4 separate regions of the Homo sapiens genome follow, and all the other regions are linked to region 3. The links are chromatin loops, found by intact Hi-C in ENCODE. Cell type or tissue: OCI-LY7. All regions are shown on one strand. Links, peaks and the distances in the headings refer to the core of each region. The heading gives the core; the rest is flanking DNA. Region 1 has its middle 73 kb from the start of STIM2-AS1. Region 2 has its middle 16 kb from the start of CCKAR. Region 3 overlaps STIM2 (stromal interaction molecule 2). Region 4 holds the start of LOC124900688 (a long non-coding RNA gene).

Evidence for each region. A loop is a pair of places that touch in the nucleus more often than their neighbours do. Peaks named below come from ENCODE experiments on the same cell type or tissue, not always from the same donor. Only the 100,000 strongest peaks of a DNase experiment are listed, where the experiment ranks them.
Region 1: it touches region 3 in a loop (6-fold over the local background); 41 of 110 quality-filtered maps call a loop at or near these places.
Region 2: a loop joins it to region 3, with 3 times the contacts of the local background. A loop is called at or near these places in 15 of 110 quality-filtered maps.
Region 4: a loop joins it to region 3, with 7 times the contacts of the local background. A loop is called at or near these places in 3 of 110 quality-filtered maps.

What each region holds. Positions count from the first base shown.
Region 1 is chr4:26,783,733-26,791,444 of GRCh38, reverse strand. It overlaps a transcript of TBC1D19 not described here. Among named protein-coding and RNA genes, the nearest start is that of STIM2-AS1, 73 kb to the left of the region's middle. RefSeq lists an enhancer at 3,479-3,598. In OCI-LY7, for the core only: CTCF peaks have their summits at 2,939 and 3,149; DNase peaks (open chromatin) are centred at 2,724, 3,244, 4,364 and 4,844; H3K4me3 peaks cover 1,739 bases; H3K27ac peaks cover 2,519 bases.
Region 2 is chr4:26,470,788-26,478,499 of GRCh38, reverse strand. No RefSeq gene overlaps it. Among named protein-coding and RNA genes, the nearest start is that of CCKAR, 16 kb to the left of the region's middle. In OCI-LY7, for the core only: a CTCF peak has its summit at 4,416 (motif pointing left); a DNase peak (open chromatin) is centred at 4,379.
Region 3 is chr4:27,007,719-27,012,718 of GRCh38, reverse strand. It overlaps STIM2 (stromal interaction molecule 2), which reads right to left. Exons shown (of 12, transcript NM_020860.4): 9 at 4,191-4,291; 10 at 3,717-3,955. Among named protein-coding and RNA genes, the nearest start is that of STIM2, 150 kb to the right of the region's middle. In OCI-LY7, for the core only: a CTCF peak has its summit at 2,163 (motif pointing right); DNase peaks (open chromatin) are centred at 2,178 and 3,028; H3K4me3 peaks cover 1,092 bases; H3K27ac peaks cover 2,413 bases.
Region 4 is chr4:25,865,985-25,873,696 of GRCh38, reverse strand. The region is part of intron 1 of LOC102723733 (a long non-coding RNA gene); the gene reads right to left. It overlaps LOC124900688 (a long non-coding RNA gene), which reads left to right and starts at 3,623. Exons shown (of 3, transcript XR_007058092.1): 1 at 3,623-3,711; 2 at 3,928-3,986. In OCI-LY7, for the core only: a CTCF peak has its summit at 4,235 (motif pointing left); DNase peaks (open chromatin) are centred at 2,146, 3,426, 4,086 and 5,392; H3K4me3 peaks cover 4,940 bases; H3K27ac peaks cover 5,000 bases.

The sequences.
Region 1 (7,712 bases), core at 1,026-6,025, 220 kb after region 3:
TAGTGGCTTCCACTTCAGGGAAAAGCCAGCTGGTCCTCAAGGCCTCACTGAGCTGGACTCTCCTTGCTCATTCACAGGTCAGCTCTGTGAGGGACCTTTTTGTCTATTTTGTTCACCATTGTATCCCCTGGCTCATAGCAAGTGCTCAAAAAATGTTTGAATGAATCGAATCAATGACTGCAGGATGAATGGTGCTGTTTATTCTCCTCCACCATGGTGGCTCTTCTCTAGAAAAGTCTGAGATTCTCTGTGGGAAGCAGCCAAGGGCCATGCAGGGTTTGGAGCAGGGAAGAGACTGGTGACAAAGAGTTTTAGAGCAGTTGTTCTGGGGATAGTGTGGAGAATGGATTTGGGAGTGCACAGAGAGGATGCAGAGAAAACTAGGAGCAGGTTGACCAGTAGGAGGTCACTGTAGTTGTCAAGAAAAGAGCTAAAGATGACCTTGGAGTTTAAGGGACACCCGACATTTGGAACAGGCTCTACCCCACAGGCAGACTCAGTTACCATAAATAAATGTCAGTATCACCTTATCATTTCCCATATAAGCAAATTATTTTAATAATTATTTGAATAGAAAAGTGAAAATATTTTTGCATAAAACTCCATTTGGCTGAAAAAAATGTTTAAGTTGTCTGTCTCATTCAGACTATATCTCTTTGAGGAAAGTGACAGATTTTTGTTTTTCTTCAAGAAACATAGGAAAGTACTAATAAATGGCTCAACATATTTTTCTGTAATGCCATCTCTTGCCTCCAGAATGCAAACTTTACAGCTGTACAGTAAAATTTAATATTATCTTGGTGATAATCTAAGAAATAAAACTCTGTGGCCAACTGCCTTTGCAACCCCTAAACATAATTTTGTCTCTCTTTCTCTCAATATCTATCTATTTATGCATCCATCCATCCATCACGGTAATATCAATCATGGTTATAGCTCATCAGGTATGTTCCAGACACTATTCTAGTTCCAGTCACATATGTGACTTCATTTAATTCTTATAACAACCTATGAGGCAGGTTGACTGCTGTAAAAAACTCACCCTAACTTCTCAGTATCTTAACACAATAAAATTTATTTTTACTCAAGTAACAGTTCAGTGGAGGTGTTTGGAAGGCAGCCTTCCACATGGTGATTGAGAGGCCAAGGCTCCTCTTATCTGATGGCACCATCATCCCGCAGGGCCTCAGAGTCCTCTGAAGTAACCTCAGCCAGCAGATAGAATAAGAGAGAGTACGGAGGACCACCCAGAAAGTTTTGTTTATTATAAATTTAGAAGGTACAGGTGCAGTTTTGTTACATGGATATATTGCCTAGTGGAGTCTGGGTGTTTAGTGTAGCCATCACCTGAATAGTTTACATTGTACTCATTAAGAAATTTCTCATTCCTCACCCTCCTTCCACCCTCTCACCCTTCCAAGTCTCCAGTGTCTACTATTTCACGCTGTATGTCTGTACATTATTCAGCTCCCTCTTTTAAATGAGAACATGCAATATTTAAATTTTTGATTCTGGGTTATTTCACTTAAGACAATGGCCTCTAATTCCACCCATGTTTTTGCAAAAGACATGGTTTCATTATTTTTTATGGCTGCATAGTATTCCATGGTATGTATACTCCACATTTTCTTTGTCCAGCCATCCATTGATGAACACTTTGACTCATGACTTTCCTATGGTGCATAGTTCTGTGATAAACAAATTTTTTTGGTAAAATGATTTCTTTTGCCTTGGGTAGATACCCAGTAGTGAGATTACTGGATCAAATGGTAGATCTATTTTTCATTCCTTGAGACGTCTCCATACTGTTTTCCATGAGGTTATATTAATTTACATTCTCATCAACAGTGTTTAAGCATTTCCATTTCTCTGCATCCTCACCAACATTTGCTATATTTGACTTTTTAATAATAGCCATTCTGACTGGTGTAAGATGATATCTCACTGTGGTTTTCATTTGCCTTTCCCTTATGATTAGTGATGAACATTTTCAAATGCTTCTTGGCCATTTGTTTTGTCTTCTTTTGAAAAATGTCTGTTCATGTCCTTTGCCCAACCCAGAAAATTTTTATGGGCCAGATCTGGAAGTGACACATCATCCTCTGCCCACATTCTATTGGCTAGATAATTTAATCACACAGCAAGTCTAACTGCAAGGGAGGCTGGGCTAGAAAGAGCAGTCTGGCTGCCTGGCCAGGAATTGGTTTTAATTGGCACTTACCAATCTCTGCCAAAGGCCAAGTACTCAATTACACATGGGAACACCAAGGTATAGAAGTTTAAGAAACTTGCTCAAAGTTAAATTAGCAATAAATGATGGAGCTAAGATTCAAACCCAAGTTATTAGTCTTCAAACTGTGGGTTCCTTACATTACAACTATGTTGAAGATACACTAAGGTCAATTTGAGGTGACAACTACCCATCCACATAAATGAAAAAAGGGAAAAAAAGGTAACAATGACTTCCAGCAACTCCAGGGTGCTCCCATTTACTTGCTTACTCTCAATCTGCTGTTTCCCCTGAAATGTTCAGCCAAGAAGGCCAGTAGCTCAGCGACTCCCACCCTAAGTGCTTGAGAATTTGAGAGGCAGCTTCAGGGATCCTCCAACTGCAAATACTTGTCTCTAGAGCATGTTGTCCTCTTAACAGGAAGCCGACTTGATAGGTAGGTAGGGTCATGGGGTGGGAGTAGGCTAATTGGAAGGAGGGAAGGGGCTGGTGGCACAAAGGTTTTCAAAGTGGTCCTTCTTGACACATTTAATTTCTGTCTAGGGGGCTATGTTCAGAATGTCACAGCAGATTGCTTATTGTAGGTTCTCTCATGGGGCCAGGGCAGCAGAAAGAGGCCTAATGACTTTGCTTTCTCTCTCTTCTCTGTTATCCACTGGTGGTGTGGCTTTGAACAAATCACTGAATCATGCTCTGTGGGCAAAATGAGGAGTTTAGGTGTCACAACATAGAGAGAGGATCTTAGAACCAAGAGTATCTGATTAAAACTATGTGCCCTCTTTGCACAAAATGCACATACCCACCTAATTTTGCAGTTTACAAACTTCCTGATGAGTATCCGGGAACCTCCCATTAAGAAGAGGTGGATTCTAGGCACTTTTCAGCTCTAATGCTCTTGCTTTCCAAAAGCAAAACAGAACCGCTCCCCTTGACTCTGCTGCCTCCTATGGAAGGAAACCTTCCAGGCACCCTCTTGGTTCCTGTGTCAGCCCCCCTGTGTGGTTTGCTTGGTGGTAAAGCACAGCCCCTCCCCTGAACCCAGGGCCCCTGGGATCCCATAGTCACCTGGAACCATGCCGTGAAAATCAGCTGGCAGCCGGCCTTCTCTGCAGAGGCTTGTGAAAGGGTGAGTCACAGCAGATCGCTCCTCTGATTCACAGGTAGCATTTATTTGACAAAGGAGGTTTAAGGGGACTTGCTTCCCTTTGTATCATCTAATCTTTAAAAATCACTTGCTTCTTAACTGTCAGCCGAGAGTTTCTGTAGGCAGCAGTCTTTCAGCTGCTCCCTGGGGAGGGAGGAGAGTGCTGGCTGCCAGAGTCCTGCAGCTGTCCTGGGCACAGGAAGTCCACAGCTTCTTGTAAAAGGTAAGGGGAACTATAAATACTGTAAGAAGCCAGGAGCTTCCAAGTTCAAAGGAAGTCCGGATGTTGTCAAGGTCAGGCTTAGAGGAAAGGGGGTCCAGAGGGAACGTTCCTACTTCCTTCTGAACCTTCAGTAACCTCCATGAATCTCCAGGGAAAAGCCAAATCTCGTGACTTGACATGAAAAGCATGTCAAGTCCTCTACACTCAGGCTTCAATCTGCCTTTCCAGCCCCACAAACTTGTGGCTCTGGGAGCCCCCTCAGTGACACCAGATGCAACTCTAGCTTTTCCAGGCACACACTCTCATAGTGCTGCCCTTTCGTCAGAGACCGCCCTTTTCCTCTTTTCCATCCATCTCCATCCGGTCCTTTCTTCAGGCCTGGCTGTAATCCCATGTCCACCTGGAAACTTTTCTAGATCATTATTCATATTAATAAACCTAGTTTTAGACAGGCGCTGTGGCTCACGCCTGTAATCCCAGCATTTTGGGAGGCTGAGGTGGGTGGATTGCCCGAGCTCAGGAGTTTGAGACCACCCTGGGCAACATGGTGAAACCCCGTCTCTATTAAAATACAAAAAATTAGCCAGATTTGGAGGCACGTGCCTGTAGTCCCAGCTACTTGGGAAGCTGAGGCATGAGAATGCTTGAGCTCAGTATGCAGGGGTTGCAGTGAGCCAAGATTGCACCACTGCACACCAGCTTGGGCTACAGAGTAAGATTCCATCTCAAAAAAAAAAAAAAAAAAACTAGTTCCTCTTTATTATGTGTCTACCACATGCCAGGTGCTTCACAAGCCTTGTCACATTCAATTTTCTCAACAAGCTTGCAAGGCAAGTATTATCACTCCTATTTTATAAGTGAGGCGATTGTGTTTGAAAGGGTTAATTAAATCTCCTGAGGTCATGTAGCTAGTAAATGGCAGAAGAGCAACTCTTGTCTAATTGACTTCAAAGATACTGTGTAATGCTGCTGCACTCATGCACCCACCCACCCATTCATCAACCGGCCATTCGGCCCCATCTGGCTGCCATCCTTCCATCCTTCCACCCACCCATCCATCCATCCATCCATCCATCCATCCATCCATCCATCCAGGCATCCACCCACCCACCCACCCACCTATCCACCCACCTGTTCATGCTACCATCCTTTCAACTGGCTATCTATCCATTTACTTGCCCATCCCCAAAAACCTACATGCAGCAAGACAGCTCTCTCCCACCTTCAAAGTCCTGTGACACTGTGTTTGCAGCACCACCCCCCGATGTTGGCCCAGTGAAATACTTCTCCTTTTCTAGTTTAGGCACTGCCTCAGCCTCTCGAGTAGCTGGGACTACAGGCACTGGCCACCATGCCTGGCTAATTTTTTGTATTTTTAGTAGAGATGGGGTTTCACCGTGTTGGCCAGGATGGTCTCGATCTCCTGACCTCGTGATCCACCTGCCTCGGCCTTCCAAAGGGCCGGGATTACAGGTGTGAGCCACCGTGCCCGGCTGGTACTACTTCTTTAACTAGACTGGAAGCTCTAAGAACTGGGATCTGGTGTCCCTCACAAAGCCTAGCCCAGCACTTTGGCGACATTGAATACTCACTGACAACTGGCTAATGACTGAGCACTCACCCTGCTTTTATGGGCAGCCACGTCCCAGGAGCAAGAGGCAAGGTGGCTAGGCTTAAACGAGGCCATTCAAGAAATGTCAGCAGATGAAGGGTCTTTTGCCAAAGTCCTGAGCCAGTGCCTCCTGGAACCCAAAGAAACCCTAATTTCAAACTCTTTCAAAACCTTTTGACAGGGACACACTGCTGTCAAGAAAATCCTGTAATGAGCATGGAGCTTTAGCCTTGAGATTGTAATCACAGGAAATGTAGTGTTCAGTTTCCTAAGAAACCATTATTCTTTTTCTTTCCATTCTGCCTGCCTACCCCTGTGTATTACAATGGAAGCCTCTGGTGAGTGGAATACAAATCCAAAATACTCTTCAATAGCAGCCAAAGTGGTATTTCTAAAAAGTTCCTAAAGACCCCAGTGCTATGTGGCACAAAGAAAAGGAATGATAAAAGCAGCAGTTGTCTGAAACTGAATCTGTTCCTGTTCACATATATGAACAGACAAGCAGTTGTATTTACAGTCATCTCTACACACACACACACAGTGTACGTCTGTGTGTGCATGCAATGCCGTGGTCCCCACCCAAACACCTGCCCATCCAGATTGAGTTCTTTTTCTAGTCCTGCTCACACTTTGTGCATTATTTTTGCCACACTGTACTATGATCTTTTGTTTACCTGAATACTTCCTCCACTAGACAGAGAACTTCTTGAGAGGAATAACTATGTCATCATCATCGTCATCATTGTCATTGTAGTAATAGTTAACTTGTGTCACTGCTAACTATTGACATGGTTATCTTTTCTATGTACATTGTTGGACTTCATCCTGCCAAAACAACGCTGTGCTCTTACAGTTCTTGGGTGCCATTTTGTTCTCTGAAGTCCTTTGCATATTTCAGCAAGGTCTATCTTACTTTTATTTAATTTTTTAAAAGTTTAATTTTAAAAAGAAAAAGAAGCAACTATTTGGGAGAAATGTTAGGCTATCCCTACTTTTTCCCTTTATTGAATTTGTCATCCTAGAGACACTTTTGAATTGGATTGTAAAAACTACCAATGCCATGTCAAAATAATAGCTAGAGTGGGTAGGGAGATAAAAAGACCTAGATCTGAAATGGCTTCTAACATTTCAAATGGCTATGTGATTTTGGGCCAGTCCCTGCACCACTCTGAGCCTCAGTTTTAACTCATGTGAAGCAGTTTCTTTTGGTGGATATTGGGAGAACTAGGGAGGACCTAGGCCCAATGCTTAGCATGGCGTGTGGCACCAATAATAAGCAATAATAAATTGTGGTTATTGTTACCATTATTTTCATGGTCAACATTCACCCTTTGATACTGGAGAGTAACATAAGCTGGGATTTAGTATGAATGTATATCATGGCAGTTTTTAATTATCTAAAAATTATTAGCCAATGCTCCCCAAGGCAGAGAACTACTTTTCTTCTCATAAATTCAGAAAGTGCTTAGTATCAGAACATGAACCTGCTCTCCAAGAGATATAAGGATACTCAAGCATGTTGTCACTGGAGGCCTTAGGAGCTTTGTAGGCGGAGGAAAGCAGAAGTAGACAGTCTTGGAAATGTCTCTTTGGTATGTCAACAGTGAGAAGAAACTGTGAGAAGATTTGGGAATGTCCATAACAAAGGTTTCTGATGGGCAATTGGGTGGATTGCCCAGTGTTTCACCAGCCCAGCATACACTGGTAGCCTGAAGAAGCAAGGTGAGGATGAGGCTAGCCATAGCCTAAGATCTGAGGTTGGGCTCCAGGGCTCCTGCCAAGTGCCTTGGGTAGTCACAAGATGGCTATTGGCCTGAGAGATAAGAGGCTGACACAATAATTTTTAATCTCTCACTGCCTTCTCAATACTGGACTTATGGAACAAAGAGATGGTAGTAAAGACCCAGTCTCCAAGATTCTTTACTAGGAGACTCAATTGGAAGAAGCCCAGGGGTATCTCCTGGGATTCTGGGTAACCCTTGCTCTAATGCTGTCAGTCACCATAGCCTTTGTCTTAGCCTGCACAGTTTCTCTACCCCTACCTTAGTGTGAACAAGTTCATTCAGGTTGTTTTGTATGCCTGGGAAGGATGAAGAAGTTTTTATTGAGGGTGAAAAACTGGAAAGGCAATTTGAAGCCAAAGCCATTGAGTGGCCAAAAATCTCAACAAGATTAGTACACAGGGCTTCCAGGAGGATGGAGGATAAGTTCAACTCTGACCTGGTTCCCTGGTGACCAACAAAGAAACTTGAAGGGGGAGTTCTGGAGATGGCAACCACCAGAGGCACCTCTGGACCATTCCCAATGTTTTGAATTTAGAGAACATACTTGGATGCTCCTCATAATTTGGTGGCCTAAGATGCATGGTGGCCTAAGATGCATGGTGGCCTAAGATGCATGGTTGCCAGGCATTGTAGGGGAATTATGAGCAGCACATGTTTCTCCAAATGCAAAACCATGAAGAGCATTTCTTCTCAACTGATTCATCCCCACCCGCATCCTC
Region 2 (7,712 bases), core at 1,301-6,300, 540 kb after region 3:
TAACCTTCATGAGGCTGACAACAACTGTCGAACCTCCACTGTATTTCCTTCCAGTGTTTTGCCCCGTACTCCGCACTTTGTGTGTTCAATAAACGCTGTTACTGACTTCCACTGTGCACCTGCGCTTCCGGCGCCCTCTCTTTCTGTCCACAGCTGTGATTCCCAACAAGGAAAGGCACATTCTTGCGGAGGTGGAGGGGCATGGCAGCAGAATTTCTAGAAGACTTTTTCCAACTCTGGTGTATCCCCATCCAAGATTCTAGGTGTGAACATTTGCTGCCTCCCCTTTTCTTTCCTCCTTGATGTGTGTGTGGGGAGAGGGTGAATGTAATCAAAGTGATGCCGGTGGGCTGGAGGAAGTCCCCAAATGCCGGTGGGGCCTGGAACCCAGTTTGTGTCAAGGCTGTTGACACCATCACAAGAATGAATTCAAGGACAAGTCAGAAAATAGTGAAAGTATTTATTGCAAAGGGAAAAGTACACACTCAAGAAAAGGGGGGCTGGGCGCAGTGGCTCACGCCTGTAATCCCAGCACTTTGGGAGGCCGAGGCAGGTGGATCATGAGGTCAGGAGATCGAGACCATCTTGGCTAACACGGTGAAACCCCGTCTCTACTCAAAATACAAAAAATTAGCCGGGCGCGGTGGCGGGCGCCTGTAATCCCAGCTACTCGGGAGGCTGAGGCAGGAGAATGGCATGAACCCGGGAGGCAGAGTTTGCAGTGAGCCAAGATAGCGCCACTGCAATCTGGCCTGGGCGAAAGAGCGAGACTCTGTCTCAAAAAAAAAGAAAAGAAAAGGGGGGTGTGGGTATACTCAAGAGAGAGACACACAGTGGAGTTTGGGGCTGCTACATCTACTCTATGGGTTTCTTTCTTTCCTTTTTCTTTTTCTTCTTTTTTTTTTTTTTTTTTTTTTTTTGACATGTAGTTTCATTCTCGTAGCCCAGGCTGGAGTGCAATGGTGCTATCTTGGCTCACTGCAACCTCCGCCTCCTGGGGTCAAGCGGTTCTCCTGCCTCAGCCTCCCAAGTAGCTGGAACTACAGGCATCCGCCACCACACCCAGCTAATTTTTGTATTTTTAGTTGAGACGGGGTTTCACCATGTTGGCCAGGCTGGTCTCGAACTCCTGACCTCAGGTGATCTGCCCTCCTCAGCCTCCCAAAGTGCTGAGATTACAGGTGTGAGCCACCGCACCTGGCCAAGGGGTGGAATATTCATGAAGATTCCTGGAAAAAAGGTGGCAATCTCTCACAGCTGTGATGCCACCCATTTTTACACCAAATATGGGTGGTCTCAGAACGGTCATGGCACTGGTGGGTGTGTGTTTAGTATGTTAATGAGTGAATAATGAGGTCCCAGGTGAAATCTAGTCAGATCCAGCACCATGTTGGATGCAGGCAGTCTTAGCCAGCTTGGTCCACACCCCGGTTTTCAGGATCTTATCAGCCTGTAGCCTCTATGGCTGTTTCAACAGTTTCCTTTTGCTAGTCATGGGAAACTGCTGCCTGGAATTTTCTATCCTCCTAAGACAACCCTGTATTATTCCTGTCTCAGAAGATGTCACCAATGGGAGGGTGTTGCACCTGTGAATGATGTGAAGCCACCGATAGAAGAGGGCTGGGAGCCTGTGGTCTATGGTATCCCTCAGCTTGGTGACTCCTGCCCTCATTCCCTTTAAGGAGAACAGTCAAAAACCATCACCACGTGTCTAATCCATACCAAAGTATCCAGTTCACTCCTTAGCAGTGATAAGTGTTATCAAAGCCACGTGGCTCCCTTGGCCCTGCCCTCCCATCCATCTGCTCTCTCACAGGGCCTCTCTGGGGACCTCTGGGAGACTTTCTGGGCCACCTGAACCCATGTTACATCTGCCGACTCCCCGTGGCTGGCTCTCAGCTCCAAGCATGGCACTCCCCTCCCTCTGCCTCTTTGAATTGGATGTTTCTGACTTCTCTGGCTTCCTGGCCCCGCTCAAGTATAACACAGCCTCCTGGTTTCCTAAACCTGATCCCACAAGCCCAGGGCCAGCCCCACAATTCCAAGACGCACGTCAGGTCTTGGAAACCCAGCCCGGGTGGAATTTCAGATCCTCCTTCTTGCCTAAGAAGAGAAGTCAGACAATTACACATTATTCAGCACTTAGCATTGTTCACAGAACATAACATGTGCTCAATAAACATTTCAGGGAATAAGTAGATGAGTGAATGAATGAATACACTTGAATGGCATTGTTCCTTGATGCCAGTTCTTTCCTGGTGTCTTTGGGGAGGGCATGCCTTCCCAACCAAGAGGGCTTTTGTGCAGAGGGTGCAGTAGTGCCTGATAAAGGAGGCAGTTGATTCTGCAATTGCATTCTCTTTCCAATCGTCCTCGCTGTATGTAATGCCTGGTAAATTTTGCTTTTGAGTTCACTGACCATAAAAGCCACTTCTACAAGTAAAGCGGATATACTCTGGACTGGAAATTCTAAAGTCTATATCCCAATCTCAGCAGCTATCACTAACTTACAGTGTGGCTCCAAGCAAGTCGGGCCCTCCCTGGGTATCAATTTCCTCTTGTACATAATGAGGGATGACGGGTTGTGGCTCTGATACTGCGTGACTCACTGGGTCAGAATATGCCACCCTTGGTTGGGTGCAGTAGCTCATGCCTGTAATCTCAGCACTTTGGGAGGCCGAGGCGGGAGGCTCACCTGAGGCAGAGAGTTCGAGAACAGTCTGGGCAACAGAACAAGATCCCATCTCTATGAAAAAATACAAAAATTAGCCGGGCATGTGGCATGCACCTGTAGTCCCAGTTACTTGAGAAACTGAGGTGGGAAGATTGCTTGAGCCTAGGAGGTTGATGCAGCAGTGAGCGAAGATCATGCCACTGTACTCCAGCCTGGATGACAGAGCGAGACCTCATCAAAAAAAAAAAAAAAAAAGAAGAAGAAGAAGAATGTGCTACTCTTTTACTATTCCACACCCTCCCTTAATTACGTTCGCTTCCCATTGACTTTGCAATCAGAGGAGCTCCTTGACACCCAGGCACAGAACCAAGGCTTCCAGGATGAATAAAGAGAAGGGGCCTCAACAGGAGTTTCCAGGCTCCCGGTCCCTTCTAGGTCACAGCTTCCCAGAGCGACCAGTGAAAGGCTCATCTCTGGAACACCAGCTTCATTCTAATTAAGATGTAGGCATAAAAATATGCTCCAGACCAGGCGTGGTGGCTTACGCCTGTAATCCCAGCATTTTGGGAGGCCGAGGTGGGCAGATCATCTGAGGTCAGGAGTTCGAGACCAGCCTGACCAACATGGAGAAACCCTGTCTCTACTAAAAATACAAAATTAGCCTGGCTTGGTGGCACATGCCTGTAATACCAGCTACTCAGGAAGGCTGAGGCAGGAGAATAGCTTGAATCCGGGAGGCAGAGGTTGCAGTGAGCCGAGATCATGCCATTGCACTCCAGCCTGGGCAACAAGAGCGAAACTCCGTCTCAAAAAAAAAAAAAAAATCCACTCTAAAACCAAATGTGGTCTAGGATTGACAGGGGTACCAACATCTATTAAAGCCTGCTTTATATAGGCACTGTGAAAGTCACAAGTGGCAGCAGGTGACAATGAACAGTGGCAGGAGGGAGGAATGAATGACTGTTACATGTGGTGTCTTATTTAATTCTCCAAACAACATGTGTGGGGCATCATTTTCCACATTTCACAGGTGAAGGTATTGAGGCTCTGAGGGGTGGTAACATGTCCAGGGTCAGACAGCTAGTGAATGACAGAGGCAGGGGTGAGCCCCGTCCTCATTCCACCAGGCTGCTGTGGGATTAGCTGGCATCCACCAGCTAAGTAACCAAGAGCTGTCTATTTAGCTTCCTGTAAGGCTTTATAGTTCTGAGGCCACGTGCTGTAGCGGCCCTAAGGAAAAGAAATCCCTGGACTTGTTCTCTTTTCTTCCCTCCCCATGTGGACATTTGGGTCTCTCTCTGAGCTCCCTGGATGCGGAGGATTTGAAAGCTGAATTTTGCACTTGTGTCCTGGATGCTTCCATCTCTACGTTTATTATTAATTTTTTTTAAAAAATTGAAAATTAAAAAAAGGATATCACTCTGTCACCCAGCCTGGAGTGCAATGGCATGATCTTGGCTCACTATAACCTTGAACTCCTGGGTTCAAGCAATCCTCCCATCTCAGCCTCCTCAGTAGCACTACAAGTGTGCGCCACCATGCCCCGCTAATTTTTAAATTATTTGTAGAGACGGGGTCTCGTGATGTTGCTGAGGCCCATCTTGAACTCCTGGTCCCAAGCGATCCTCCTGCCTTGGCCTCCCAATGCACTGGGATCACAGGCATGAACCACCGCACCCAGGCCCCTGTGCTTATCTTTAGAAGGAAGATAATATACTTCGCCATCTCGTGGAAGCCAAGTGATAGTAACAGTAAATGAACTTTCAGCAAATTATCAGCATTATTAAGGTAGATCTGTTTTCTCAGAATCATTAGAAAGGAGACAAATACAGTCCAACTGACCCACCAGCCTGCAATAAAAAGCTTCCTGGTTTTCCCCTTCACCTGTTACTTTTTGAGCAAGTCTGCCCTTCCCTAGTGAAACGTGCAAGTTACTGTTACCCACAGGGCATAGCTGGGACATTCAATGTCCCCCACAACTTCAAACTCACCATATCTAAAATGGAGCTAGTTGTCATATCCCATATCACTTCTCTTCCTGATTCTCTCTAACTATGAATGGTACCCCAGCCTCCCAGGTTCATAGACTCAAAATCTAGCTCATCTTTTGCAAGGCGGTGAAGACAAGGAAGGGGTGAAGAACCTTGTCTTTGGAGTCAGAAAGACTGGAATTCATTTCCTAGGCTCGGCTATGTAGGGAATAGCAGGCAAATGGCTCAGCCCCCAAGTCTTAGATTCTTCATCCATAGTACTCACCTTACAGGGTTTTTAAATTTTTATTTTATTGTGTTTCCAACTTTTATTTTAGATTCAGGAGGTACAGATGCAGGTTTGTTACCTGGGTATATTGCACGTTGCTGAGGTTTAGGGTATGAATGATCCCATCATCCAGGTACTGAGCATAGTACCTAATGGTCAGTTTTTCCACCTTCGTCCCCTTCTCTCCCTCCCCCTTCCAGTAGTCCCCGGTGACTAGTGTTGCCATCTTTATGTCCACTAGTACACAGTGTTTAGCTCCCACTTATAAGTGAGAACATGCATTACCTGGTGATCTGTTTCTGCATTGATTTGCTTAGGATAATGGCCTCTAGCTGCATCTAAGTTGCTGCAAAGGATATGATTTCATTCCTTTTTATGGCTGCATAATATTCCATGATGTATATATGCCACATTTTCTTCATCCAATCCACCACTGATGGGCACCTAGGTTGATTCCTTGTCTTTGCTATTGTGAATAGTGCTACAATGAACATGTGAGTGCATGTCTTTTTGGCAGAACAATTTATTTTCTTTTGGATGTATACCCAGTAATGAGATTGTTGGGTTGAATGGTAGTTCTGTTTTAAGTTCTTTGAGAAATCTTCAAACTGCTTTCCACAGTAGCTGAACTGTTTACATTCCCACTGACAGTGTATAAACATTCCTTATAGGGTTTTTGTGATAATTAAGTGATATTAAATCATATTAAAAGATTTTAATGATATTAAATTTAAAAGGGATACTGAAGGGGTTCTAGACTCAGGTTGTGGCTATAGACAGAGAAAGACAAGTTGTCCAACATTCCAAAGAGTGGGACAAGATGCGAGCCCATGATTTGCTAAGAGATCATGAAATTTGTCCTTCAACACGTACCCCTTCACTTTTCTCCTGGCCCTACAAATATAAAGGGGAGAAAGAGAGAGAATTTCTTTGACAAGTGTTGTCAACTGAATGGGCAGGGAATTCTGTGCCATTTTCCTTTTCCTTCACCATGAAACCACACCTTTCAAACCTTGCATCTAGAAACATTTGCAAAGGGTGGTGTTTTTGTCATAGGGAAAATTGACCCTTCCTCTCATGGGATCTCAATTTGGGAACATAGTTCCAAGGGAACTTGCGTCTCCTGGATTCAGGGTTTGTTTCTGGTGTCTAGTGTTGTGAAGTGTTAAGAAAGAGCCTGACTGGAGCGAGGTTTCCAAGGATAGAGAGTGTCTTAGTTAGTTAGGGTTTCTATAACAAAAATATAGACTCGGTGGCTTAAACATTAGAAATTTATTCCTCACAGTTCTGAAGACTGGGACTTCCAAGATCAAGCTGCCAGCCAATTCAGTCCCTGGCGAGGCCCCTCTTCCTGGCTTGCAAAAGGATAGCTTCTTGCTGTGTCTTCACATGGTGGAGACAGGAATCATCTCTCTAGTGTCTCTTCTTATAAGGGCACTGGTCCCATTCATGGGACTCCACCCTCATGACTCAATTACCTTTGAAAGGCCTCCAGAGACCATGAAATTGTGGATTAGGGTTTCAACATATGAATTTGGGAGGGGACACAAGCATTCAGTTCACAGAAGAGAGGCAAAGAGGGATGGCTCCATTGATCCAGGAGACATCATAGGAAGTAGCCAGGCCTGGTCACCCTGGGGCAGAAGGAAGCCACATGGGCTATTCTGCTAGAGCAGGAGCTGACCAGGGAATGCGTCTTCACACCAGAACATGATGCAGTATTGGAGGTCTTCACAGAATGTGTGTGCATGGGAGAGTGGTCTCTGGAAAGCCACAAAGTTGCCCCAAAAGAGAAGGGCTCAGCATTTGCCAAAGGTCCTTTGACCATTGAAGAATTACAAATGACACCACTTTTGCCCCTTTACCACTGACCTCTCCTTCCATCCTCAAGAGGAAGAAATAGAACAAGGAAGAGAGAGAGAGAGAGAGAGAGAGAGAGAGAGAGAAAAGACTACTAGCTTCTTCTCATTGCAGATGCCTTGCCTGGACTTGTCTGATTTAGAGGAAAAGAGAGAGGCTTCAAACTGAATGTGAGATGAAAGTTTGGATTTGTATCATACTAAATACCTGAAGATGAAGTTGTCCTGATGAAATAGGCAGGAAAGATTTGGGGAAAGCTATCGGTTGGGCAGAGATATCATGTCAGGGGCAGAATATCTAACAGAGAGGGAATGAAGACAGAGGTAGAAGAAAAACAAAGCTGTTTCTTGATTGTTCCACACCTTTCAATAAACTAATTACATGTGAAGAGTGTCTGACAAACAGTAGGTGCTTAATGAGTGATAGCCATTGTAAATGATGTCTAAGTCACTAATTTCAGTTATTAACCTGGTCCAGCTGGTCTTTTTTATTTTTATTGAGAGCACTGTAAATCAGAATTAACTTTGTTACTTATAACCCAAAATGTCACAGTTGCTGACCAGTTGGCCTCTCCCCCTCCCAATTCTCTCTCTCCTCCACTTGACCCCACCCTCTGGTAACAGACTGGCCTTACCAATATGAGGTTTGGATCATTTTTCTCCCTGCCCAGTGGCTCCCCAGTGCTTAGTGGTTCGATTTCCTTAGCCTGGCATCCAGGTCCCCAGCAAGCAAGAGTCAATCTCCCTTCCCTATCAGTCAATTTCCTCTTCTTTTCAGAACAGAATTATTTGCTGTTCCCAAGCACTTCCTTGCATGCATGCCTCCCTCAATTTGGGGCACTCTCCTCTCTTTAGCACTTCCTGATAAAATCTTATTCTTCACAGCTCTGCTCACCTGTTAACTTCCCCATAAAACCTCC
Region 3 (5,000 bases), core at 1-5,000:
TGCCTGCAGTCACCATTTTCATTCAATATTTTACTGGAGGTCTTAGCTTGGGCAATAAAGAGGAAAAAATCTACTAGTATTAACATGAAAAATCCAAGACTACCATAAAATACTTAAATATATGTTTCTGTATTTGGTATTCTGTATTCAGCACACCAAATCCAACGGCATTTCCTCATCAGCAACAAGCAATCTGAAATACAGTTTTATAAGAAAGGTAACATATATACCTACCAAAAATTTATTAAGGTACCTAAAATTAATCTTTTTTTAAAAAAAGCAAGACCTGCACAGAGAAAATAAATTATCAATTTTACTTAAAGATAGAAAAGATCTCGATAAATGGAATTGATTAATAATTCTCCACAAATAAATTCACAAATTCAAAAAAAAATTTTTTAAACCCAATGGAACCTTTCATGGAATTTCATAAGCTGATCTTAAAATTCAGAAGATTAGTTAAGGGTAGAAATTCTGAATTTGAACAATAAAGGAAGACTTGGTCTTATCAAATATCAAAACTTTTTATAAAACTCTAGAAACTAAAGCAGAATAGGGCCAGTGAAACAAAATGGGAGAGCTGGGAGCACTTATGTATCTATGGAGAGAAGTGGTATTATAAGTCAGCAAGGATAGAACAGGAATGAAGCTGAGACAACTGTTTACCCGTATATCAAGAGATATATTTAGATTCCAACTTCACACTATGAACAAAAATAACTTCTAGGTGGATTAAAGGGCTAATGGATTAAAGAAAAACTTAAAAACTCTAAGGAGAGCAAACAACAACCTATCATCTGTTGAAAAAGACATAAAAAACACAAATCAGATTCACAATTTGCCATTCAAAAAGCCAAAGTTTAGAAGATATTTGCAACTCTCAAATAACCAGAAAATAGAAAGAACACTTCCACATCAGTATGGAATCTTGCAGGGATTCCACAGCAAGAACAAGCAACTCAGGAAGAAATCTGAACAACAAATGCCAATAAAGGAAATGGTACTCAACCTCAACAGTCATCAAGGAAATAAAAATTTTCATAATTGTGAGGTATCATTTCATACGCATTCGAGTTGCAAAACAAGTAAATCAGGTTATTCCAAGTACTGATGAGGATACAGGCACACAGGCACCCTTATAAAACAGTGGGTATGTAAACTATTTTGAGAGCAACTTGACAATGACTAGTAAAAGGTGCCTTCCCAATGACCCAGCAGTCCGTTTCTAGGTGTCCACACAGAGAAACTCTCAAAGTTATGCACAAGGAAATACAGGTAAAGATGCTTGTTGCACATTGTTTGTAAGGGCCAAGAAAGTAGAAAGTAGAAAAACGGATAAACTATGGATTTTTAAATACAATAAATAAACATATAAGTTATGGTTAACTCATTAAGCAGTGACTTTAATTCATCTCTACATAAACATGAAAAAATTTTGAAACATAACTTTTGAGCAAAAAGAGTTGTAAAATATCACCTAGTTTGATAACATTTATATACACTTCTAAACACGCAACCATTGTATATAATGTTATGGATATATATGTATGTAATAAAAGTACAACAGGCTTTAGCATAAGTCACAACTTTAAAACAGTGGGGAAGGGTAGGCAATGTGGTTTAAGTGTATTTGTAATAGTTTATTTCAGAGAAAAAGATAAAGAAAAATGTTAAAACCTGTTTATCTTTTTGGTAGGTGGGCATATTATTTTCAGTCACTTTAAGTGTGTGTGGATGGCTTTATAGGAAAGTTTAAATAAATTGTTATCACATTCTCACCAAGGAAAGCATTTAGCAGATATTTAAGAATAGGAAAAGACATTTTAAAAAGTAATAGGAAAACAACACCCATTCCCCTATCTACACAGAGCTAACCATTGATATTTTCTGTGTTTTTTCTTTCCATATAATTACACATAGACAATATTATTCTGTGTATATTGTTACAACCTTTTACTTTGTTCTTAACATACTACAGGCATGTTTCCTTGTCATTATTTCAAACTTGTAAAATTTACACATATCCATGGTAAAAAAAAAATTTTAACTGCTCAGGAGGGTATAGAAATGAAGAGCCTTCGTCCTTCCCTAGACTTCTATTGCCGAGAGTTTCCCATTTATCAGGTCCAGAAATTAGGCTTTTGTAACTAAGCAGAGTGGAGTACCTCTGTGGTGCCACTGGGTGGAGGCAGAGCTCTCAAATTGTAATCTTTGACATGAGTTATTTTTTAGAGATAATAAATCTGATCACAGCATTTCTTTCTTTTTCTTTTTTGAGACTGAGTCTTGCTCTGTCGCTCAGGCTGGAGTGCAGTGGCACAATCTCGGCTCACTGCAGCCTCTGCCTCCAGGGTTCAAGCGTTTCTCCTGCCTCAGCCTCCCGAGTAGCTGAGATTACAGGCGCACACCACCACGCCCAGCTAATTTTTGTATTTTTACTAGAGACAGGATTTCATCATGTTGGCCAGGCTGGTCTTGAACTCCTGACCTAGTGACCTGCCTGCCTCAGCCTCCCAAAGTGCCGGGATTACAGGCCACCGTGCCTGGCCTGATCACAACATTTCTAAAACATTAAATTTAAAATCAACTCTTGTACTTTTTTCTGATTTAAAAGTTTAAATTTGCCTGTATTCCACAATCACTTAAAACTAGAATAATTATTCACATTTAGTACAATTGTTTCCTTTTAACGGACATATGGATATCCAATACCTCTGCCCCCAACCCAAAAAGTGTTTTTTAAAAAGCAAAGAAAAAAACTAGTTAATCTAGATAATGCACTTTCATGCACAATTCAGATATTAAACACGGATTTTAAGGAGGAAATTCAACTTTTAAAAGCTATAGTTTTCAAACAAAAGCGTGTACTTATGAATCAGTGTTGCATTTGGCAAGCTTAAGTGCATATAATTCAAATAAACAAATACAAACTGAGAATATTCTAACTGCAGAGCTGGCCCAGATCTAGACATAACTTTGCAACCGTCATGACCTTGCAGTGTGGAGCAAGTGAAATGAATGCAGTCACACACTTCTAGTTTTGCTGTATTTACAATCTGTCCACTCTTCCTGCCTCTTTTAAGAGTTGAGTGCCGCCTCACTCTCCTTGCATTAACTGTCTGCTGTCAAACCAGAGAAGTAAAACCAGCAAAATAATACAAGTACATACCTGGAGTTAGTTAGTGGTAGAGCTAGGATTCAAATCCCTGTTTCCAAGATCTTCCCCTAATTTTTATTCCTACTATACATTAAGCGGCCATTTGAAAGGATATTTTCCCTGAATGCTCAGCACTTCATTCCCACACTGATTTGGCATTTATAGTGTGCTATCTTTACTGTCAATTATGTTTTTATATGACTCCTCATTTCAATTTAATTACAAGCAATGTTTTAAAAAAAGTCTTATATTCAACAATATAATGTTATATATAACAGTTGCTCAAATAAACACTTAATAATCAAATTTATAAAGCATTCAGATTTCTTTAAAGTGTGTGTATAAATATATAATATAAATATACACAAAGTATTGATATATGCATTGCATATGGTATTCTCAAATAGTAAATATTTAAATTACTAACAAAAAGAAAGAGAAAATGAAGGATAAACCCAATTTTTTCTCACAGATTTCGAAGTACATGATTCCTAAAAGGACATAGGAGAAAATTACTTTAAAACCTGTACCAACAATTTTTGTTGAAATTGCCACTTACCGGGAAATTGTGACACTATTGGGGGTGTGTCTTCATCTAAGTCATCAACTCCTCCAGCAATTGGATAGGGTGGAATGGAGACTCTGGGCATCACCACCCAGCTGTGATCAGAATAAAGGGAAGAGGTCAGGCTGGGGAGTCCTGAGTTATGGGCTATCTGAAAGCCACAGATCTTCTCAATTTGTTGCCAGCGAAAAAGTCGTTCTCGTAAACAAGTTGTCAACTCAGAGAGAGCTTTCCTGGAAAAGCCAATAAAGAAATTACTTACTGCATCAAAAGGTCTTTAATATGGCACTGAAAAAAGGCAATACATGAACAGACCATGGCAATTAACTAATTTCAAGAAGAAATAACCCACTCTTAAAACTAATGTAAATTATGTAATTATATAAATGATAAATATAAATTGTTCACAAATTACTCATTTTAACACAATAAACATAAATCAAATAAAAGTGAAAACAACATTCTTACTTTGCTTCCAGAATTTTGTGGTCTACCTCATCTAGGGAGGAGCTGTGTGCAACGTGCAGAGTCCCAAAGACTGTGCTTCTCTTCTTTTTAATTTTTTCTGCCTAGAAACCGAAAAGGACTAAATAAGGCTAGGTTTGAAAAAAATACAGACATTTTTGTATATATAACATAATAAAGTTTGTTTTGGTTTTGAATATATTAGCAATCATAAAACCAGTAGAGAATTACTAGCCAAGATATCCCTGCATTCCAAAAAAGAAAACAGATGAGGGAGAAAACGTGCTTTCCTAAGCCAATCGATGTAATTCAAAACTTTATTCTGGAGAATTTTTCTCTTATTTCTATGGTTCAGGAAGACCCGAATCTTGTACTAAAAGTAACAGAAGAACATTAGCTATATTATACTACAATGGTGCTAGTGAGTGAACTAAGCTTTTAAATTTTTTGGCTAGAATTCAGATTAAGACTTATTCTCATTCCACACAATTTAAGTGTCAAAGTTAATTTCCAGTAACTACTAACCTGAATCAGATATGAAGCAGCAACCTAGAGGAAAAAAGCTCTGTATAAAACTTTTATGATAATGATAAAAAAGAATAATGTTTAAATCACTAAGGTCACTTTGAAAAGTATACACTTCTCCAAATGCAGTAATTTTAATTTAAAGCTTATGATTACTAGAGTCTATTTACACAATAAGTTCCAGTTTGAAAAAAGAATCTGTAATAATAAAACTTTTATTCAGATCTGTGTATCCCAGCTGAGTAATCCCTCTAAGAATGCAGCCTAAGAAACAAATTTAGTAAATTT
Region 4 (7,712 bases), core at 1,569-6,568, 1.1 Mb after region 3:
TGGATTTTCTAGTGACCTGTGTGAAAGCCCTGGGGCTAAAGCAGACCTATAATGGATCTATTTCTGAATGGTTCAGCAGTATTGGAGTTTAAAACAGCAGTCGTGAAACCTGCATATAATGAGGCCAGTGCTTCCTTCTGCATCCAGGAAGCCATTGGCCACCTGTACTTTGAGAGAGCCCGCATGGCCTCTCAAAGTACAGAAGGGGGCAAGCTCCTCCTTGGCCCACTTCCACAATTCTCCAGGGTAGCCAGTCCTATACTTAGCAGACACAGAAGTCGCTCTAGGGATATGAGATAAACGGTCAGCTAAAGACCCTACACTTGCTCTCAAATCTTCCTGCCCTGCCATGCCCACCCCACCTGCAGCACCACGTTCCACTATTAGACATTCACTTCTCTGAGTTAAGCCGTTGTTCCACATTCAAATACCTCTGCGAGGTACATTATATTGTGTTTACCAGTCATTAGTAATTCAGTACAAATATTTGTTGTTTGTTGGATTGACACATAACATGCATTGACAAATATTTGTTGTTTGTTGGATTGACACATGACATGCATTGATCAGAGGCAGGGAGTGGGAAGCTGTACTTGAGTGCAAGGCTGCCTTTCTACTGGCTGCCCCACTCCTCTGAACCTCAGTGTGCACACCAGGAAACCAGGGCGTTAGATCAGCAGATGTCCAACATCACTTCCTGTCCCAGCACTGTGTATCTCTGATAGTTGTGGGAAGGGGCACAGATACAACCATGGTGATGGGTCGGGGGGGCGCCTAGATATGAGGATGATGGCGGGAGCCTGAGACACAACAGAATGAGCACGGAAATTCATGAGAAGGCTCGGGAACTTTGAATTGCTTTATATCAGCCTGTAGCCTTGGGTCTAGGCTGCAGAGTTCAGCATAGAGCCTGGAACCCAATAAGGGCCCAATAACATTAGATGGAAAAGGACGGGAAAATAACAACTATCTATGTATTCGTTTTCTGGGACTGCTGAGAAAAATGAACGCACGCTGGGCAGTTTGAAATGAGGAAATTTATTGTCTCACAGTTCTGGAAGGTAGGAGCCCAACACCGAGGTACTGGCAAGGCTGTGCTCCCTCTGAAACCTCAAGAGGAGCATCCTGCTGCCTATTCCAGGTTCTAGGTGCCCCAAGCACACCTTGGCTTGTGGCATCCTGGCTCCAGTCTCTGCCTCCCATGGCCATCTTTTCTCTGGCTCTTCACACTGTCATACCCTGTGTACGTGTCTATGTCCATGTCCACATTTCCATCTTCTTCTTCTTCTTTTTTCTTTTCTTTTTTTTTTTTTTGAGACAGTCTCACTTTGTCGCCCAGGCTGGAGTGAAGTGGCACGATTTTGACTCACTGCAACCTCTGCCTCCCAGGTTTAAGCAATTCTCCTGCCTCAGCTTCCTGAGTACCTGGGATTACAGGTACATGCGACTATGCTGGCTAATTTTTGTATTTTCGGTAGAGACAGGGTTTCACCACGTTGGCCAGGCTGGTCTCCAACTGCTGACCTCAAGTGATACACCAGCCTCGGCCTCCCTAAGTGTTGGGATTACAGGCATGAGCCACCGTGCCCGGCCCCAAATTTCCATCTTCTTATAAAGACACCAGTCATATTGCGTGAGGGTTCACCTTATGCCTTTTTGTTTTCTTTTTTTCCTGAGACAGAGTCTTGCTCTTTCACCCAGGCTGGATGGAGTACAGTGGCACGATCTCAGCTCACTGCAACCTCTGCCTCCCAGGTTCAAGTGCTTCTCCTGCCTCAGCCTACCAAGTAGCTGGATACAGGCATGTGCCGCCACACCCCGCTAAATTTTGTATTTTTAGTAGAGACGGGGTTTCCCCATGTTGGTCAGGCTGGTCTTGAACTCCTGACCTCAAGTGATCCACCCACCTCAGCCTCCCAAAGTGTTGGGATTACAGGCTTAAGCCACCATGTTAGGCCCACCTTATGACTTTATCTTAACTTGATGACACCTGTATGAACCCTATTTCCAAATAAAGTCACATTCACAAGTATTGAGGATTAGGACTCTGACATATCCTTTTAGGGAACACAGTTCAACCCATAACAGCCTACTTCACAGAACTGTTGCAAACATGAACTGAAATGTGAAATGTCTTGATGACTGGAAAGTGTTTATGCAAACGTAGGAGAAGGAACTCAGCTGGGATTTGAGTCTGGCCCTGTCTCCCAATGATCAGGCTACCTGCAGACTCTCAGCATAGAAGCCTCCAAAGCCCAATTTAGGGGTGTGAAGACTAATGAGGGAGAAAGAGTATAGAAAATGAGGTCAAGTCATGAAAGACAAATTTCATTACCTTCAAAGAGTTGCCTGGGCCCACTGTGGGTCCCAAGTGAGGGAGGTGACCGCAAATACCCCATGTGACAATTTAGACGTCCTAGGAGACCAGCCTTGCCTGCTTATTGATGCCACACTGTAGAGAATGGGAATCACTGATTCCCTCATTTTTAGGTCTTTTATTATCAGACTGTGAAGGTGCTGTTAATGAAAAAAAGCTTTAATAAGCACCAGTAATGCATAAACACCACACTACGCAGAAGACAGACATGGTTTCTGACATCCCAGAGTGTGGGTTCTAAGGGACACCCGGATAGCCATGCATGAATTTTATATATTTTTTTCCTTTTTTGTGTGGGGTGGGGGAGTGGGTAGCATCAGGGAAGAGTTGCATTCTAATTGGTTATGAACCACAGGTCTAAATTTCAATTCTGGCCTGAATAGTAATTTTTCCTGAAGGTTTGAATAAATCATCCAATCTGCTTCGGTTTCAACTATTTTCAGCATTTCTATTTTAATCATTAATTCTGACTGCTAAGGACCCCGGAGTCACCGAGCCCGTTTGCGACTTAATTTGGGATGGGAATGAGGCAGGAGGAGAGGATGTGCTGAGAACCAAACAGGAGAAAATGGGCTCGACCTGGAGTTTTGAAAGATTTGGGCCAGATACAAGGGATGTTTTCTTATTAGTGATAGCTGTAATTCTTTGTTTTGCTCTGGCAAGGCGGATTATAGAATTTGCACAAATAGTTTTGGTGAAGATAGGAGAAATTCTCACGTAAGGAAGATGGTTTAATTTTCATTCTGATGTGACTGCAAAGAGACAGTTGGATGAACCCTGCATTAAGGTAAATCACAGAATCTCAAGATAATAAATGCCTATAATCCATTCTACTCCCCTTTTTGCTTTGAATAGTAAGAAGCTCAGAGCTAACTATACTGTCCTGTTAAAATACTCAGGGCACTGTTTCAGTTATCTATTGCTATAAACAAACTACCCTCAAACTTACTGGCTCAAAACAACAATTTATTTTTATCTTCCATGGTTCAGTGAGCTGACAGGACTCAGCTGGGCACTTCTTGCTTTCAAATTCTCATGCAGTTTCAGTGGGATGGTGGCTAGGGTTGGAGTCATCTGAAGACTCAACCGGGACAGATGTTCAAGATGGTTTGCTCATTCATGTTTGGTACCTGGGCTGGGCTGACCTGGATGGTTGAAGGCTGGCTGAGCACCTCTCTCTCCATCCACGTGGATAGCTTGGGCCCTCTCACAACATGCTGGTAGCTGTATGGTGGCTGACTTCCCGGGGAAATACTGAGGAAACACTTCCCTTAGGGTCATAATGGGAGATGTGGTTCACGAGTGGGGTCATCATTAGAGACATATCACCACAGGTATTTATAAATCTTTTTAAAATTTTTCATGGTCTTATAAGAGCTATATCTTTCCTTGTGAGCCTTTTTTGGAAGTTAGGAAATATGAATAATACACAAACAATGCTTTATTCTTGTCTAGGGCTCAACAATTTACCACCACCCTCACTATGCTACCTTACCTGGCCTTCACAACACTGTGTAAACAGGTAGATTAACTTTGTCCCATTTTTACAGACACAGAGACTGAGGACTGAAGATTAGTGATCTTCCCAAGCAAGCCCAGCTATGATGAGGTGGGTTGCCCTGGACAAATGTGTCTGACATAGAAATCTATGTTCTCAAGCACCTGGTGAAGTGCTGGCAGAGGCCTAAACCTAAAACTCAAATGTGACCCCTCCCCACCAGCATGCACCTGGTTGCCTCTCCATTGGCCCTTCATAGCAAGTTTGGTGTAGTGACACGGGCACTAGTCCTTGAGCAAAATTACCAGAATCCAAACTGGCTCTGCCACCTCCTGGCTGTGGGCCTGGGATCTTTCCTACGTCTCTGTTTCTTCATTTGTAAAATGAGGCTGATGGTAGTAACAGTGTCTACCTCTCCGGGTTGCCAAGAGAATTACATGAATGAAGGCCTCAAAGTAATACTTGATAAGAACTCAAAAAGAAACCTCTCCGTGAAAAGCTGTAGAGGTAAGTGGCTACTAAGAGGACCCCGTTCTAGCTGCCTCTTCTCTGTGTGTTTCTTGATTTTATATGGACTTTACTAAGCATCCCAGCTGATCATGATGTTTCATTGTGCTCGATATTACATAGTATCAGGTGGACTAAAAGCCCGAAATCAATGTTAATGCCTGCCCAAGATTGCGATTTGAGCTGCAGAATGCAGTTATAAAATATGCCTATGACTTATAGGCACAACCTGCCTTTCCCCAAGCTCTCATGTGCACTCACTCTCTTTTCAATTATTTATAGTGACATTCTCTCCCTCGGTGCCCATTCACTCTTCTCTTACTCATTGTCCCAACTGGATATGCACATTCACCCCTAACTTCTCTCTGCTTTATTCATTTTTCAAACACATGTTCTTCTCAACACCCTCACTCAAAGATCAAAGATTGAAGATGTGCTTACATCTTTTCTTCTTTTTCTTTTTCTTTTTTTCCAGGAGTCTCGCTCTGTCACCCAGGCTGGAGTGCAGTGGCACGATCTCGGCTCACTGCAACCTCCGCCTGCCGGGTTCAAGCAATGCTCCTGCCTCAGCCTCCGGAGTGGCTGGGACTACAGGTGCACACCACCATTCCCAGCTAATTTTTTTGTATTTTTAGTAGATACGGGGTTTCACCATGCTGGCCAGGCTGGTCTCAAACTCCTGACCTCATGATCAACCTGCCTCGGCCTCCCAAAATGCAGGGATTACAGGCGTGAGCCACGGCACCTGGACCCCAAGATGTCCTTACATCTATGGACACATGCCCTTGATCTTCTGCATCCTGTGTACTTTCCTTCCCCAAACACCCAGTATACAGGGACTTCTGTGGTCGCTGAGCCTGAAATCCCTGCTTCTTATCCTGATACCCCCCAAGGATGGCAGAAGTTTCTGCAACTATGGCGGTGGGGCAGGATGCAGACCTGGGTATGAATAAGGAGGCCCTGGACATCTGGTTGCACCTGCCTGGAAATGTTCAGCTCACAAAGCTTTCCCTCAATGGCCCAAGAGAGCCAGAGAATGGATTTCCCTGCTGCCCACCTGGACACTGCACAAATAAGTCGTGCGCTGTCCAGAGAGCTTATGTCAGTAGCTGCTGCTTAAGGGGGAAAGCGCTCCTGACACAGGGGAGGGCTTGGCTAAGGGAAGCTGCCCGCTTTTTCCCCCAGCTCAGGGTGGGGGAAAGAATTGAGCTGAATATGCACCTATTCAGAAGGGCAAAGAGCCAAAAATAACCAGGAGCAACAGCATTTCATCTGACAGGCCCAGAAATAGAGCTCATTTTGGAGCATGCCTGGGCTACAAACCGAGTGATTCCAAGACCTTCAGCATCCCATAAAAATACACGGAAAAGCTTTCAGTTTACACAGATGCTTCCTTTTCCTCCTTTACCACAACTTCCCAAGGCAAGGGCTCTGTGGCCCATAGGGAAAGAGTCTGCAGAGTCAGGGATTTGAGGCTCAAAGGATGGGGTCTGAGGATGAGGAGATGAGGCTGGTATCTGATGGGATGTTCTATGGAAGGAAGAAGCAAGAAGTAACTGTTAAACATGGAGGATTTGAAACAAGGAGAAACAGAGACAGGAAATAGATTTAGGGAATGTAATGGCTAGGGGGCCACAAGAAAAATGGAAATACTGCCCATAAAACAATGGCATGCAGGATTTGTCTAGATCCCAGAGGTCACCTTTGGCAGAAAGAAAGACCATGGTTTTCCTATTGGGATGGGGAGTGTGTTGCCTGACAGCAATCTTCTATTTTTGCTTTCCTCTCTTCTATTTCTGCTTTCTTCTCTTTTATTTTGATATAAAAGGCAAATGTCACGGTTCATTCATCTTCATTCTGAATAACTGAAATTACAGGAAAGAGGGAGGGGGAAGAAAGGAGAAGACTGCAGAATTACAGAGAAACCTGAGTGTGGAAATAACCATGTTCTAACAGGAAGAGACTGGGGAGACAACAATGAATAAAAAAAGAAAAGAAGGAAGGGAGGGAGGAAGAAAGATGGAGAGGAAAAAATGAAAAAGGAAGATGTTGGATTCAACTTTATTCAGTGAATATGTCAGAAATGTTCTATGTACAAGGCATGGGGGTACAGAGAAACGGTTAAGAAATAACCCCTGCTTTCGGGGGGCATATAGTCTACTGGAGGAGAACAGGCCAACTAACATACCCAATATAAGGCAGAGTTAGCCAGTGGCCACTTAGGATTACAGGCAATGCCTGCTGGGGGCACAGAGAACCGACCCATTGCGTTTCGACCTGAGGCCATGAGGGAAGATTCCCTAAAACTGGCAGCATTTGCCTCGGCCTCAAAGATTTATGTGGGAGGGTAAGTGGATGGAAGGAACACTCTCTACTCCTGCAGAATGCCTTCCTACCCACCTCCTGTAATCTGGAGGTCATTTGTCTCCGCAGGGGCAGATCTCTTTGCCCCAGACATCCTTAGTATATAGAAATGTGGTTACCAACTGCCGACATGGACAGGGCCACTCCAAAGGTAAGTTTTTACTGATCCACAGCAAAATGCAACATATAAAGACAAGACGGAAATAAAATATTCAGATTAAAGAACAGCTTGTTTTTTGTTTTTTTTTTTTTTAAGACAAGGTCTCACTCTGTCGCCCAGGCTGGAGTGCAGTGGTGTGATTAGACCTCAGTACAGCCTTGACCTCCTGAGCTCAAGCGATCCTCCCATCTCAGCTTCCTGAGTAGCTGGGACTGCAGGCACACACCACCACACCTGACTAATTTTTGTATTTTTAGTAGAGACAGGGTTTCACCATGTTGCCCAGCTGGTCACAAACTTCTGGGCTCAAGTGATCCACCCGTGTTGGCCTCCCAAAGTGCTGAGATTACAAGTATGAGCCATGGCACCCAAACCAGTCTTTTCTTAGGATGTTAGGCCCTTCCTAATTTTTTGATGGCAAAAGGCCTTGTCTTTTTAATGAAATGATACTGACAGAAGATAGTATATGCAGTTGGTTTATAAAAACTATTTTTGCTTGGTAAAGTAATAGTTGACCAAGTGCATTGGTCCCCGAGACGTGACTGATCTTAAACCATTTTGGGCCAGGCATGGTGGCTCACGCCTGTAATCCCAGCACTTTGGGACGCCTAGGTGGGTGGATCACGAGGTCAGGAGTTCAAGACCAACCTGGCCAACATGGTGAAACCCCCATCTCTACTAAAAATACAAAAATTAGCTGGGCATGGTGGCAGGTGCCTGTAATCCCAGCTACTCTAGAGGCTTGAGGCAGGAGAATAGCTTAAACCCAGGGGGTGGAGGTTGCAGTAAGCTGAGATCACGCCACT